Linked DNA regions of Homo sapiens: region 2 is linked to region 1. A link is an interaction called in ENCODE POLR2A ChIA-PET data of the cell type or tissue named here. Cell type or tissue: MCF 10A. All regions are shown on one strand. Region 1 has its middle 6.7 kb from the start of MAP1A. Region 2 overlaps UBR1 (ubiquitin protein ligase E3 component n-recognin 1).

Region 1 (2,500 bases):
TGTGCCCGGCCGCTGTGAAGTATTTAACATGCAGACACTGCCCAATCAGAACGTGGCTCACAGGCAGCCTTGCTGAATCTGATACTGTGTTCCTTTCTTTCCTGTACTATCTCCAAAGCAAAGGCAAACGGGACAAAAAAAAACCCAAAAACCCAAAAAACAAAACAAAACAAAAAAACAAAAAAACAAGTGCTGCTGGAGCCCTAGGGTGAAAGATAGGCGCTCCCATACATACATGTACAGAATGATTCGGTATCCTGGGTAAAAGACTACTCTGGAGTGTGGAGTAGGTGGAGACACACTGAGGAATGGGGGAGGCTAGACTAACAGCACTTTTTTACAAAGATGTTCCAGTCAGTCATAAAACAGTGCAAGGCCTCCTCAGTCCTTTCCCAACCTCTGGTTTTGATCTTAGAACTGTCAACCCCTTCTTTGGTGCAAACACTGCTCCTTCTGTTTTAAGAACTCCCGGGGGGTGGGAGGGGGGGAAGTAATACAACAGTCTCCTGAGGGAGACCCATCTCACTGTCACATCACTTGAAGATGGGAAGGTCTTTCCTAGGTTTTACTCAAATCCCCCTTGCTGCAGTCTGAGCTCATTGCACTCGAGTCCTGCACTCAGCAGAGATGGAAACTAGCCAGCCAACTGCTATCTTCAGAATAACAACTCACCAGGGACTCAAGGCCGGAAGGTCATTCTGTCCCCTCCAATACTGCGCAGCCTTCCAGAGCACTCCCAGGGCCCGGGGCAAGGACAGGGAAACCGAGGATGGAGACCTCGGGCAGGACCCAGGCAGGCAGTGACAAAAAACAAAAAAAAAAAAAAACACGCCAAACAACGATAATACAGACACACAGACACAGATGGAGGCAACGATACAAACTCGGAGGCAGAGAGGGACAAGATGGCTCCCCTCAGTTCGGGCGAGGCTGCGGAATTGCCAGACAGTACTTATCAGGGATACATCTTAACTAGAAGCTTCTTCCGGCGCCGAGGCAACCGCCTCGCCCCACCAATGGGTCCCCCAGAGACCCCACCCCCGCTCAAGTCTAAGTGGAAGCTCCCGCTGGTACTGGGGAGGGCGTGGTGGGAGGAAGGGGGCGGCCACCACCCTCTAGCCTGGCGAGACCGCAGAGCACGAGCTTCCAGCTCCGGCCCGCCCCTGCGGCGCCTGTGCCACGCCCCCTGACAGGCAGCAGCCAATGAACTGCACCTGCCGCCGGCCTTTAAGAGCCGCGCGCACTCTGCCTGCAGCGGAAGCTGCCGGACTAACACTCCGCGGGTGTTTCCATGGAGACCGAGGCCGAGCCTGCGCGGCCTCACGGCGTTGCCATGGAGACAACTCCGGGGCTGGGGCTCCGAAGTCCCGGCGCACCGCTGGCTCAGAACCCCGCGGAGCTGCTGTGCGAGGCCGGAGCCGCGGTGGCGGCTGCACGCTGGGACCTGCAGAAGCACTCTTTGCTAATTGTGATCGGCGATATCGGTACAGAGAGTCAGCTGAGGGCCGTGCGGGCCCACCTTGAACAAGGTGAGCCACTGTTCTGGCTGTGCTTCAGGCATCTCTACCCTGTGCTTCTCCGCCTTCTGCATTCAACTACCAATGCATACGTCTGCATCTCCATCCCTAGTGTGCACTTCCTGAGATCTGCGCCCTTGTCACCTGCATCTTCCATGCCATGTGTCCGTATCCTCTCGCTCTACTAACATCTCGCTTGCCCATCCTTACTGCACACTCCATGGCGTTCCGCAGTCTCCCTGAGGCAGCGGAGCTCTATGCAGCCCCTGGGGCCCCTCTGGTCACACCCTCCACCGCAGTGTTTTGGACCAGGTGTCCTGAAAGTCCTCACCATCCCTGGAGAATCCACGTCCCTATCTTGCTGTATCTTCTTTATGGTCCCTGAACCAGCACGGGGAGCTTTCTGAACGCCCCGTACAAATCTCAAATCTCTGAATGCCAGTAGCCAACCACTAAGTGACCTTCGTGGCTACCAGCTCCTAAGTCCTCACCTCCTTCCCCAGTGCTGTGCCTGTGGCTGTGGTGCAGTGCTGCGGAGCCACCTGCGGGTGGAAGCAAGCTGTGGAGGGCTGGGGACAAGGAAGGGAACACAGAAGGCGAACCTAGAATCCTACTTAGCTGTAAATGTGGGGAAGGTAGCCCTCAGTATCTGGGAATAGGCCCTTAGGTGTCACTTCCACCACAACTGGGGAACCTTACAAGAAAATTCCTACCTATAGACTCATTAATGACCGAGTTTAGTCTAAACTCTGTCCTTCTCCCTCTGGCTCAGGCAAAGCCTAGAAAAGCTGTAAACTGGGAGAAAGACACCATTACTAGCCACCTTTCTTTGAGACATCACTGAGGCTGATCATGGCAACTATCCATATACCCTCCCTCTCCTTACCTGTTCTGTGAACTTGAAAGTGTTCCTGCAGTCTCACCACCCTACAACCTGCAACCTTATCCAGAACCTTCTTTGTTTTTCTCCCACAGGGATTCTC
Region 2 (2,500 bases), 410 kb before region 1:
AGGCCAAGAGGTGCCTTTAACCTGGCTCTACCATCACAAAAACTTGATGTGCCCCCATGTACTCAAATTCTAAAATGCCCCTTTCTGACCACAAAGTTCAGTCCTCCCACTTATGTCAACCTCATGCCCTTTAACACCTCAATCCCACCAATTCCCTCCAGATTTCCTGTTTTGGCTTTTATTACCTCCCTGTTCAGCCTGGACTCGAAGGTTAGCCACTACCCTAACATGCCGGCTCATTCCCTTTTTTCTATCTACAACCTCCATCCACCAATCACTACTAATCTTACTACAATAAATCATTAATGTTGATCCTCAGTTATTCATTCATTTAAAAATATTTAAGTGTCTTCTGTATCAATCACATACCAAGATACATCAATGTGGCCAGGCATGGTGGCTCATACCTGTAATCCCAGCAGTTTGGGAGGCTGAGGCAGATGGATCATGAGGTCAAGAGATCGAGACCATCCTGGCCAACATGGTGAAACCCCGTCTCTACTAAAAACACAAAAATTAGCTGGGCATGGTGGCATGCCCCTGTAGTCCCAGCTACTCAGGAGGCTGAGGCAGGAGAATCGCTTGAATCCGGGAGGCGGAGGTTGCAGTGAGCCGAGATCGCACCACGCACTCCAGCCTGGCGACAGAGCGAGACTCCGTCTCAAAAAAAAAGATGCATCAATGAACAAGTCACACATGATCCTTCCCTTCATGGAACTTACCTCTCCCTCTGGAGGAAGAAACAGACATTTTGCTAAGTAAATAAAGACAATACAGTAATTACAGATTGTAATAATTGAAATGGGAGAAATAAACAGGTTGCTTTGACAGAGAATAAGAGGAACCCATCTTTTAGACAGAGTGTGTATTAAGAAAAAGCAGAGGAAGAACACTCTAGGAAAAGCAAACAGCAAGCAACAGCACAGACCCTAAAGCAAAATACAGCTTGGGCTTGTACTAACAGGCCAGGATGAGTGAGGAGAATGTAACAGGAAATGAGGTGGAGATGCAGGGGCTGGACCAGGCAAAGTCTTGAAGGCTTGTAATGAGTTTATAAGTATAAGAGAAAGCCACTGAGGATTTAGGTAGGAGACTGACATGATCTCATTTAATCTTTAAAAGATTACTCTGGTTGTTCTGTGCAGAATGGACAGGAAGAGGGCAACAGTGGAAGCAAACAGACCAGTTAGGAAGTCACTGCAGTAGCCAAGACAACAGAGAGTGACTTGGACTACATGGGTGGAGACAGAATTATTTGTCTTCAAGAGCTATGATGGAGGTGCTGTCTACTGAGACAGGGACAACAAAACTCTTGATCTGCCTTTCTCCTTTCCTCTCCTAAAATCTTGTCTTTCCTCTCAATATATGACACAACCAAGGCCAGGTGCGATGGCTCACATCTGTAATCCCAGCAACTGGGGAGGCCGAGGTGGGTGGATCACTTGAGGTCGGGAGTTCGAGACCAGGCTGGCCAATATGGTGAAACCCCACCTCTACTAAAAATACAAAAAAACTGGCTGGGCACGGTGGCTCATGCCTATAATCCCAGCAATTTGGGAGGCTGAGGTGGGCGGCTTGCCTGAGGTCAGGAGTTCAAGACCAACCTGGCCAACATGGTGAAACCCCTCTCTTTACTAAAAATACAAAAATTAACCAGGCGTGGTGGCAGGCACCTGTAATCCCAGCTACTTGGAAGGTTGAGGCAGGAGAATCGCTTGAACCCGGGAGGTAGAGGTTTCAGTGAGCCGAGATCTCGCCACGCACTCCAGCCTTGGCGACAGAGAGAGACCTTGGCTCACAAAAAAAAAAAAAAAAAAAAAAAAAGCCAGGCATGGTGGTGCATGCCTGTAATTCCAGCTACTCGGGAGGCTGAGGCAAGAGAATCACTTGAACTTGGGACAAAGAGGTTGCAATGAGCCGAGATCATACCGCTGGAAACAACACAACCGCTGCCATGAATGCTTAAACCAAAAACTGAGGATGCAGATATCATCTATTCCTTACCTTTTGCCTCATGCCTAATCTATCAGCAAGTCTTTTTGCTTCTTCCATCCTTCTAAAATCTTTCTCACATTCATCCTCTTCACTCTATCTCCAAGGATAACCTTTCCAGTGCAAGCTACCATCAACTATGGCTTGGGTTACAGCAGCAACTTCTTAATTGCTCCCACTGTTTGAAACACCAGACATCCAAGTGAAGATGTCAAGTAGGCAGTTGGATTTATGATTCTGGAGTTCAGAAGTGAGATGACACAGAGATATAAATTTGGGAACTGAATACATACAAATGGTATTTAAAGTCACAGAACTAGATGAAATCCCCTAGGTAGAGGTTATAAACAGGCAATAGAAAAGAGCTGAGTATCATGCCAAGAGGTATCTTCTGAAATTGACTTAAGGAAGAAAATCTAGTCGAGGAAGACAGAAGGCAGAAGTTCTGGCAGACTACCTCACAAGTCTCTTGATTCCCAATTTTTCTCAGTCCTCATTATCATGGACC

Evidence for each region. Peaks named below come from ENCODE experiments on the same cell type or tissue, not always from the same donor. Only the 100,000 strongest peaks of a DNase experiment are listed, where the experiment ranks them.
Region 2: POLR2A ChIA-PET joins it to region 1 with 6 read pairs; 3 of 35 experiments call an interaction of 5 or more read pairs at or near these places.

Annotation. Positions count from the first base shown.
Region 1 is chr15:43,509,698-43,512,197 of GRCh38, forward strand. It overlaps a transcript of TP53BP1 not described here and a transcript of MAP1A not described here. Among named protein-coding and RNA genes, the nearest start is that of MAP1A, 6.7 kb to the right of the region's middle. RefSeq lists enhancers at 833-952, 1,393-1,612 and a silencer at 1,133-1,292. In MCF 10A, no CTCF peak of the experiment used is centred here; a DNase peak (open chromatin) is centred at 1,234.
Region 2 is chr15:43,100,170-43,102,669 of GRCh38, forward strand. All of the region lies in intron 1 of UBR1 (ubiquitin protein ligase E3 component n-recognin 1), which reads right to left. Among named protein-coding and RNA genes, the nearest start is that of UBR1, 4.6 kb to the right of the region's middle. In MCF 10A, no CTCF peak of the experiment used is centred here; a DNase peak (open chromatin) is centred at 982.